Regions from separate parts of the Homo sapiens genome. Here regions 1 and 2 are each linked to region 3. Evidence: chromatin contacts called from ENCODE Hi-C or POLR2A ChIA-PET data. All regions are on one chromosome and are shown on one strand. The core of a region is the stretch at or near the end of the contact, and the rest is flanking DNA. Distances in the headings are between cores, read along the strand shown.

What was found. Hi-C counts contacts between places; a loop is a spot of excess contacts on that map. ChIA-PET counts read pairs that join two places held with the same protein, here RNA polymerase II (POLR2A). Pooled maps may share reads with other maps.
Region 1: a loop to region 3 is called in a pooled map, with 7 times the contacts of the local background. The contact joins the promoter of ZNF85 here to the promoter of ZNF254 in region 3. A Hi-C loop is called at or near these places in 1 of 50 pooled maps. POLR2A ChIA-PET finds 5 or more read pairs at or near these places in 2 of 52 experiments (CD4-positive, alpha-beta T cell and OCI-LY7).
Region 2: a loop to region 3 is called in a map of chondrocyte, with 8 times the contacts of the local background. The contact joins the promoter of ZNF430 here to the promoter of ZNF254 in region 3. A Hi-C loop is called at or near these places in 1 of 168 maps with a recorded cell type or tissue (chondrocyte) and 4 of 50 pooled maps. POLR2A ChIA-PET finds 5 or more read pairs at or near these places in 1 of 52 experiments (naive thymus-derived CD8-positive, alpha-beta T cell).

The regions. Positions count from the first base shown.
Region 1 is chr19:20,921,918-20,925,290 of GRCh38, forward strand. It overlaps ZNF85 (zinc finger protein 85), which reads left to right and starts at 1,334. Exons shown (of 4, transcript NM_003429.5): 1 at 1,334-1,486. The coding sequence starts at 1,484.
Region 2 is chr19:21,018,409-21,021,976 of GRCh38, forward strand. ZNF430 (zinc finger protein 430) reads left to right here and starts at 2,249. Exons shown (of 5, transcript NM_025189.4): 1 at 2,249-2,395. The coding sequence starts at 2,393. RefSeq lists enhancers at 1,939-2,532, 2,533-3,124.
Region 3 is chr19:24,085,871-24,089,338 of GRCh38, forward strand. It overlaps ZNF254 (zinc finger protein 254), which reads left to right and starts at 1,317. Exons shown (of 4, transcript NM_203282.4): 1 at 1,317-1,467. The coding sequence starts at 1,438. RefSeq lists enhancers at 1,363-1,442, 1,493-1,542, 1,603-1,692.

The DNA.
Region 1 (3,373 bases), core at 84-2,583, 3.2 Mb before region 3:
GGAGTTCAAGACCAGCCTGACCAACATGGAGAAATCCCGTCTCTACTAAAAGTACAAAAAATTAGCCGGGCGTGGTAGTGCATGCCTGTAATCCCAGCTACTCGGGAGGCTGAGGTAGGAGAATTGCTTGAACCCAGGAGGCAGAGGTTGCAGTGAGCCAAGACCACACCATTGCGCTTTAGCCTGGGCAACAAGAGTGAAACTCCATCTCAAAAAAAAGAAATGCCGAAATACATGTGGACATGTATGCATGTGATTGTGCTTATATTCACTCAGTTTCCCACACCACAGAAGAAAACAGGTAACCACAGCCTGAACATTAGAGTCGAGGTCAAATAGCAAAATAAGTTTGCCTTTAATCTATTTTCTTCCTATGTAAACATTAAAGGTCAAGACTGTGAACAGATCTGAAGACATAGTTTTTTTTCTCCTGTGGCCCATCATCCTTTGCTCACTGTCTGATCTCTGAAAGAAAGATGGGCAACAGGTGGTAAGCAGTGGTTTACCTGTGATTTATTCCTGCTGCCATCAGCTTTTTCTATAGCCACTATTTGTTTCACCCTCGGAACTGAAAAGAGACGTTGATAAATAGAGGCTGTCCCCTCACCTGTGGCAGAAAAGGGGTGTTCAGGCCCTCCACCCCCACTGACATCACAGCTGTACTTCAATGTGGCAGCTATTGGCCATGTGTGGCTCCTGGGTGCCTGGAATGTGGCTGGTCTGAACTGCGATGTGCTAGAAAGGTAAAATACAGAATTAGTTTCAAAGATTTTGTTTCAAATGTATTTATATTTCATTAATAATTACATATTGCTCACATATTAAAATGAAAATATTTTGAATATATTGGGTTAAATAAATTGCTACAATCAATTCCACTTGTTTCTTCTTTCTTTTTAAAGTTTGGCTACTAGAAAATTTAAAATTCACCTGTGACTCACATTTTATTTCAGAGGATTGCCTGTTCAAAGGACCAGAATACAGGAAGGTCATAAAATCTAAAATTTTAGAACAATTGTTGTTATACTTTGTTCATTTGTGAATAGCCATATAATATATTATTTTTGAATGCATATAAATTGATACACAAGGTAAGGGCAAATACTCTCTGGTGTGAGCCTGGCTCAGCTCAGGAAGGAAGCCCTGTCTGAAAAGGCTGCAGCCTAGGCTGTCACTCGCTCTTCTTTCAGCCCAGCATCTGATCACATCTTCTGTCACTCAGGGCCTGAAAAGAAGGTGCCTTAAATATCATCCAATCAGAGACGCTGGGCTGGGAACCGTCCAATCAGGAACGCAGCTGGTGCGGATAGGGCGGCTTCCGGGATGTGGCGGGGCCTTTGTCTCTCGCTGCAGCCTGAGCTCTAGGTCTTGTTTTCCCTGCTTTGTGTTTTCTGCTCGTGGACGCCCAGCCTCTGTGGCCCTGTGGCCTGCAGGTATTGGGAGATCCACAGCTAAGACGCCGGGACCCCCTGGAAGCCTAGAAATGGTGAGAGTGCCAGGTCCGCCATCCCGAGGGGGAAAGGGGTTGGTTGAAACCGGTGGGAAGCGGCTGTGGCGGGACTCAGGCCTCCCTGTAGTCAGCTCCACAATCTGCGCTCCAGTTCTTTTTGCCCAGCTCGGCCCCAGTTCCTCCAGCCATAAGATGGCGGCTGCGCTGACAGCCGGCCCGGGCGTCCTGTCTCTTCCCTGCGCAGTGACTGTGCCCTGGACTGGAGCCCTCTCTGGGCAGCTCTGCATTCGCAGCACCGCGTCTCTCCCAGATTGAGCAGGGACCACGGGAGGGTTGTCAGGGGAGAATCCTGACTCGGGGTGCGGGTTCATGAAAGAGCTTTGGGCTGTGGGGTTCCCAGTTCCTCTTTTTTTCTGTTAAAAATGTATGGGGGGACGGGCGTGGTGGCTCACGCCTGTAATTTCAGCACTTTGGGAAGCCGAGGCGGGCGGATCATCTGAGGTCAGGAGTTCAAGACCATCCTGGCCAACATGGTGAAACCCCGTCTCAATTTTTAAAAATACAAAAATTAGCCGGGCGTCGTGGCGCGCGCCTGCAATCCCAGCTACTCAGGAGTTTGAGGCAGGAGAATCGCTTGAACCCGGGAGGCGGAGGTTGCAGTGAGCCTACATCGCGCCACTGCACTCCAGCCTGGGCAATAAGAGTGAAACTCCGTCTCAAAAAAAAAAAAAAAAGATGTATAGGAGTCACCGCAAAAATATTAAAGAACTTAAAAAGTGGTTCAAGTATTGTAGAGCACTCAGCTATGGTTTGTAGTTTGTGGTCCATGGGAGGAGCTTGAATAAAAGACTTTTATAAGGTGCATGATAAAAAAATCAAATTAGTAATTGGTTAGGTACAGTTATATAGTCTCTTAATTTGTACGATCGTGTTGGCAATTTTCTGGTTATGTGATCAGAATTTAATTGGCAGTTTATAGTTGGTTAAGCCTGAATTTTGTTTTCCCCGATGTGGTAATTTACTAAAAAATGAAATTTTAGTTAGATTTTTTTAAAAAGGAGGACCCCAGGGACTAGAGCCACCTCAGTCTAATTGCCTGCCACTGAATCATTTTCACAGTCCACAGGGGACTTCTTTTCCCCTGCATTTTTCACATATGTCTCAAGCAGGGTCTCAAGTCTACTTCTTACTCCCTGTTCTTCCAGATTAACTCTGATTTACAGTAAAATACTAAATTTCCAGTGTCATTGACATTCCCAAATGCCACCTTCCCCTCTCTGATACACATTATCAATTATTTGTCCTTTATTGTACATTTTATATTTCAATTAATAATTCTTCCACAAAACATTGGATGGCACTATTTAAAAAATTGTCTTCTGTTTGTAAATATTTCCCATGAGAAGAAAGTGAATAATAATCCCTGACACCATATTGTAAAAAAATCTCTGTGTCTCTTTTCCTTTTATCTTCCCTAGGCACAGAGTTCTTATCAGAATATTGGTGGGTCAAGGTTTCCGTTTGGAGACTTTATGGTGTGATGGGTCATCAGCCACTCTTCAGTTTTTTCCTGGTCCTGGGTTTTCAGTACTGTATGGGGATAAACCAGGATGCCCACCATTGTGGCTATGTTGGCTAGAGTGTCTAGTGAATATCAGCTCCTGGGTCATTTTCTCTCATAGGACAACCTGAGGTATGAAGTGTATCCTATCAAGGGAGCAGGTAGATACCCAGGGTCTGAGTGCAGTCTCCTGGTGTACTCTTCCTTTGAAAAGCTAACTCCTTGAGACATTAAAATTGACTTCACCCAGCTGGGCGCGGTGGCTCACACCTGTAATCCCAGCACTTTGTGAGGCCGAGGCGGGCGGATCGCGAGGTCAGGAATTTGAGACCAGCATGGCCAATATGGTGAAACCCCATCTC
Region 2 (3,568 bases), core at 999-3,498, 3.1 Mb before region 3:
GTTCTAACAGTGGGCACCCTATAGGTACTGATTTTTTCCCCTGATTTAAAGTTGGGTGACTTGTAAGAGAATGTTGAGTAATGCAGAAATACAGGTAGACATGTATGCATGTGATTGGTGCTTATACCCACACAGTCCCACACACCACAGGAGAAAACAGGTAACTACAGCCTGACTAGTAGGGCCAAGGCCAATAGCAAAATAAGTTTTGCCTTTAATCTGTTTTCTCCATATCTAAACATTTGAGGTCAAGAGTGTGGACAGATCTGAAGACACAGAGTTTTATTATCCTGTGGCCCCAACATTCTTTCTTCACTGTCTGATCTCTGGAAGAAAAGTGGGCAACAGGTGGCCAGCAGTGGTCTACCTGTGGTTATTTTACTCCTGCTGCCATCTGCTCTTTTTATGGCCACTATCTGTTCCACCCTTAGAACTGAAGAAAGATATTGGTAGGGAGAGACTCTGCCTTCACTTCTGGCAGAAAAGGGATGTTCAGTTCATTCACCCCCCTGACATCAGAGCTGAACTTCAATGTGGCAGCTATTGGCCACGTGTGCCTCCTGAGTGACTGGAATGTGGCTGGTCTGAACTGCGATGTGCTAGAAAGGTAAAATACAGAGTTAGTTTCAAAGATTTAGTTTCAAATGTTTATATACATTATTAATAATTACACATTCCTCACACATTAAAATGATAATATTATGGACATATTGGGTTAAATTGTTACAATCAATTCAACCTGTTCCTTGTTTCTTTTTCAAGTTTGTCTACTAGAAAATTTAAGATTCACATGTGGCTCACATTTTATTTCAGAAGATTACCATCTTTTTAAAATCTGAGGCTGCCTCCTTTAGCCGGGAAGGTCATAAAATCTGAAATTTTAAAATAATTATTGTTACATTCTTTTCATTTTTGAATAGCCACTATATATATATAAATATAAATATATATAAAAATATATAAAAATAAAAATATAAATATATATAAAAACATAAATATATATAAATATAAATATGTATAATATATAAATATATAAAAATATATAAAAATATAAATATAAAAAATATATATAAATATAAATATATAAATATAAATATAAATATATATAAATATATACATATAAATATATAAATATAAATATATAAATATATAAATATAAATATATATAAATATATAAATATATATATATAAATATATAAATATATAAATATATATATATAAATATATAAATATTTATATATAAATATATATAAATATATAAATATATATAAATATATAAATATATATAAATATATATAAATATATAAATATATATAAGTATATAAATATAAATATATATAAATATATAAATATATATATAAATATATATAAATATATAAATATATATAATTATATAAATATAAATATATATAAATATATATAAATGTATATAAATACATAAATAAATATATAAATATATATAAATATATATATAAATAAATATATACAAATATATATAAATAAATATATATAAATATATATAAATAAATATATATAAATATATATAAATAAATATATAAATATATAAATATATAAATAAATACATATATAAATATATAAAATATATATAAATAAATATATAAAAATATATATAAATAAATATATATAAATAAATATATATATATATATATATATATATATTTTAGACAGAGTTGTGCTCTTGTTGCCCAGGCTGGAGTGCAATGGCACAATCTCGGCTCACCGCAACCTCCGCCTCCCAGGTTCAAGCGGTTCTCCTGCCTCAGCCTCCCGAGTACCTGGGATAACACACATGGGCCACCACAACCCGCTAATTTTATATTTTTTATAAAGACTGGGTTTCTCCATGTTGGTCAGGCTGGTCTCTAACTCCCGACCTCAGGTCATCTGCCCGCTTCAGCCTTCCAAAATGTTGGGATTACGGGCGTGAGCCACCGTGACCGGCCCCATATATTATTTATAAATGCATATGACCTTACACACAAGGTTAAATGCAAATAACCTCTGGGGTGGGCCTGGCTCAGCTCAGGGAGGAAGCCCTGTCAGAGAAGGATGCAGCCCAAGCTGTCACTCTTCTTTCAGCCCCGCATCTCATCACATCTTCCGTCAATCATGGCCTGAGGGGGCGGGGATTTAAATGTTATCCAATCAGAGACGCTAGGCAGGGAACCGTCCAATCAGGCACGCAGGTGAAGCGGACAGGGCGGCTTCCGGGTTTGGCGGGGCCTTTGTCCCTCGCTGTGGCCTGAGCTCCAGGTCTCGTCTTCAGCGCTCTGTGTCCTCTGCTCCTAGAGGTCCAGGCTCTGTGGCCCTGTGACCCGCAGGTATTGGGAGATCTACAGCTAAGACGCCAGGAACCCCTGGAAGCCTAGAAATGGTGAGAGTGCCGGGTCCGACATCCCCAGAGAGGGGAGGGGCTGGTTGTAATGGGTGGGAAGTGGCTGTGGCGGGACTCAGGCCTCCCGGCAGTCAGCTGCACAATCTGCGCCCCGAGTTCTTGCCCAGCTGGGCCTCAGTCCCCATCAGCCTTAAGATGGCGGCTGCGCTGACAGGCGGGCCCCAGCACGTCCCGTCTCTTCCTTGCGCAGTGACTGTGCCCTGGCCTGGAGCCCTCTCTGGGCAGCTCTGCATCCGCAGCGCCGCGTCTCTCCCAGACTGTGCAGGGACCACGGGAGGATCGTCACGGGAGAATCGTCACGGGAGAATCCTGACTTGGGGTGCGAGTTCATGAATGGGAAGAACTTTGGTCCTGGGTTCCTAGTTCCTCTTTTCTCCTATTAAAAATGTACAGACCGGGAGGGGTGGCTCACGTCTGTAATCCCAGTACTTTGGGAGGCCGAGGCGGGCGCATCACTAAGTCAGGAGAGTTCAAGACCAGCCTGGCCAGCATAGTGAAACCCCGTCTTTACTAAAAATACAAAAATTTGCCGGGCATGGTGGTACACGCCTGTAGTCCCAGCTACTTGGGAGACTGAGGCAGGAGAATCACTTGAACCTGGGAGGTGGAGATTGCAGTGAGCCGAGATAGCGCCACTGCACTACAGCCTGTGTAACAGAGCAAGACTCCGTCTCGGAAAAAAAAAATGTACAGAAGTCACCACAAAAATATTAAAGAAATTAATCAAAGAGTGATTAAAAAACTGTTGAGCACCCAGCTGTGGTTTGTAATTTGTTGTTCATGGCGGGGCTTGAAGGAAAGACTTTTATAAGGTGCATGATGAAGAAAGCCAAATTCAGTAATTGGTTAGGTACCGTTATGTAGTTTCTTAGTTTGTACAATAAAGGTGAAAATTTTCTGGTTGTGTAATCAGACCTTAATTGGCAGTATACAGTTGATTAAGCCTGAATTTTGTGTCTTTCAATGTAGTAATTTTCAAAACGATGCGCCTGAGTTAGATTTTTTTTTTTTTTTTTTTTTTTTTTTTTTGAGATGGAGTCTCGCTCTTGTCGCCCAGGCTGGAGTGCAGTGGCACAATCTCGGCTCACTACAACTTCTGCCGCTGCCTGTGTTCAAGCTTCTCCTGCCTCAGCCTTTTGAGTAGCTGGAATT
Region 3 (3,468 bases), core at 67-2,566:
ATTGAAAATATAAAAATAATGTAGATTAAAATACAACATAAAAATTTAAAAAATGGCCAGGCACGATGGCTCACGCCTGTAATCCCAGTAATTTGGGAGGCTGAGGCGGGTGGATTACCTGAGGCCAAGAGTTCGTGACCAGCCTGGCAACATAGTGAAACCCCGTCTCTACTAAAAATGCAAAAAATTAGCCAGGTTTGGTGATGCACGCCTGTAATCCCAGCTACTCGGGAGGCTGAGGCAGGAGAATCGCTTGAACCCAGGAGGCAGAGGTTGCAGTTAGCCAAGATGGCGCCACTGTACTCCAGCTTGGGCGACAGAGCTAGACTTCGTCTAGACAAAAAATAAAAAATAAAAAAAAGTATAAGAGATCATAAAATATGTATAAAAATCTAGAATGGTCAAAAAGACAAATTTGATGGACTTTATTTTTGTTATTTTATTTTATTTTTTGAGACAAAGTCTCGCTCTGTCGCCCAGGCTAGGGTGCAGTGGCAGGATCTTGACTCACTGCAACCTCAGCCCCCCGGGTTCAAGGAATTCTGCTGCCTCAGCCACCCGAGAAGCTGGGGTTATAGGCGTGCGCCACCATGCCCAGCTAATTTTTTTTTCTTTTATTTTTTTGAGACGGAATTTTACTCTTGTTGTCCAGGCTGGAGTGTAATGACGCGATCCACGCTCACTGCAGCCTCCACCTCCCAGGTTCAAGCAGTTCTCCTGCCTCAGCCTCCCGAGAAGCTGGTATTACAGGCACGTGCCACTACGCCCAGCTAATTTTGTATTTTTAGTAGAGATGAGGTTTCACCATGATAGTCAGGCTGGTCTCCAACACATGACCTAATGTGATCCGCCCGCCTTGGCCATCGAAAGTGCTGGGATTACAGGCGTGAGCCACCGCGCCCAGCTGATGGATTTACTTATAACGGTTTATCAAATTAGCTTTAGTGCTGATAATACATTATTACTAAAGTAAAAGTTGATTTTCTCTTGAACAAAAATTATATGTATTATTAATATACATAAAATATGTTTGTTCACATTTTGAATACATTGAAAAAGAGAGAGAGCAAAAAAGATATAGAATTTTCCCATGCTCTGGGGTGGGCCTGGCTCAGCTCAGGGAGGAAGCCCTGCCCGATAAGGCTGCAGCTTAGGCTGTCACTCTTTCTTCAGCCTAGGGTGTGATCACATCTTCTATCACTCAGGGTCTGAGTAGGCGGGGCCTTAAACGTTATCCAACTAGGGACGTTGGGCTGGGAACTGTCCAATCAGGCACACAGCTGGACTGGACAAAGCGGCTTCCGGGATATGGCGGGGCCTTTGTCTCTCGCTGTCGCCGGAGTCCCAGGTCTGTCTTCACTGCTCTGTGTCCTCTGCTCCTAGAGGCCCAGCCTCTGTGGCGCTGTTACCAGCAGGTATTGGAGATCCACAGCTAAGATGCCAGGACCCCCTAGAAGCCTAGAAATGGTGAGAATGCCAGTCCGACATCCCGAGAGAGGGGAGGGGGCTGGTTGGAACTGGTGGGAAGCGGCTGTGGCGGGACTCAGGCCTCCCCCCAGTCAGCTCCACAATCTGCGCCCAGCTCGACCTCAGTCCCCTTCAGAAATAAGATGGCGGCTGCGCTGACAGCCAGACCCCCAGGAGTCCTGTTTCTTCCCTGCGCAGTGACTGTGCCCTGTCCTGGAGCCCTCTCTGGGCAGCTGTGGACCCGCAGCCCCGCGTCTCTCCCAGATTGTTCAGGGACCCGGGGAGGGTCGTCAGGGGAGAATCCTGACTCGGGTTGCGGGTTCATGAACGGGAAGAGCTTTGGTCTGTGGGGTTCCCAGGCCCTCTTTTTTCCCATTAAAAATTTATGGGCGTCACTGCAAAAATATTAAATACTTTAATAAAAGAATGATTCAAAAATTGTACCACACCCAGCTGTGGTTTGTACTTTTGTGGTCCATGGAAGGGGCCTGAAGAAAAGATTGTTACAAGGTTCATGATAAAGAAAACCAAATTCAATAATTGGCTAGGTACAGCAATCTAGGTTGTCGTTTTTTTTTTTTTTTTTTCTTTTTTTTGAGACAGAGTCTCACTTTTTTGCTCAGGCTGGAGTGCAGTGGTGTGATCTCGACTCACTGCAACCTCCGCCTCTTGGGTTCAAGCGATTCTCCTGCCTCAGCCTCCCTAGTAGCTGGGACTACAGGCGCCCGCCACCACAATTTTTTTATTTTTAGTAGAGACGGGGTTTTACCATGTTGGCCAGGCTGGTCTCCAACTCCTGACCTCAGGTGATCCACCCACCTTGGCCTCCGAAAGTGCTAGGATTACAGGCGTGAGCCACCGTGCCCAGCCTCGTTTCTTAATTTTTACATTTAAGGTGGGAATATCCTGGTTATGTAATCAGAGCTTAATTGTCAGCTTATTCTTGGTTAAGCAAGAATTTTGTTTCCGCTAATGTAGTAATTTACCAAAAAATGCTCTTGAGTTTAGATTTTTTTTTTAGAAGTAGAAATCCGGGGACTAGAGCCACCTCAATCTAATTGCCTGCCACTTAATTATTTTCACACTCCACAGGGGACTGCTTTTTTCCTGAAATTTTCACATGTATCCCAAGCAGGGCCTCAAGTCCACCCCTCATCCCCTATTCCTCCAGCCTAACTCTGGCTTGCAGGAAAATACTAAATTTCCCGTTTTGTCTGACATTCCCAAATGCCAATGTCCCCTCCCTAATTCACTTTATCATCTATTTGTCCTTTAGGGTAGATTTTGATACCTGTTTTAATTTTTATTTATTTATTTATTTTAATTTTTGAGACAGAGGCTTGCTCGGTCACCCCGGATGGAGTGCAGTGGTGCAGTGGTGTGATTTAGGCTCACTGCAACCTCTGCCTTATGGGATCAAATGATTCTCTTGTCTCAGTCGCCCAAGTAGCTGGAATTATAGGCGCCCGCCCCCACGCCTGGCTAATTTTTGTATTTTTAGTAGAGACCGGGCTTCACTATGTTGTCCAGGCTGGTTTCAAACTCCTAGCCTCAAGCGATCCGCCTGCATCAGCCTCCCCAAGAGCTGGTATTACAGACGTGAGCCATCTCGCCTGGCCAATTAATCTTTTTTTTTTTTTTTTTTTTTTTTTTTTTGAGACAGAGTTTCACTCTTGTTGCCCAGGCTGGAGTGCAATGGCACGATCTCGGCTCACCGCAACCTCCGCCTCCCAGGTTTAAGCGATTCTCCTGCCTCAGCCTCCCTAGTAACTGGGATTATAGGCATGTGCCACCATGCCTGGCTAATTTTGTGTTTTTAGTAAAGACAGGGTTTCTCCATGTTGGTCAGGCTGGTCTCAAACTCCCGACCTCGGGTGATACGCCCGCCTTGGCCTCCGAAAGTGCTGGGATTACAGGCGTGAGCCACTGCACCCGGCCAATTAATCATTTTTTGACAAAGCATTTGATGGCACATTTAAAAAGGTTTGTTTTCTTTTTGTA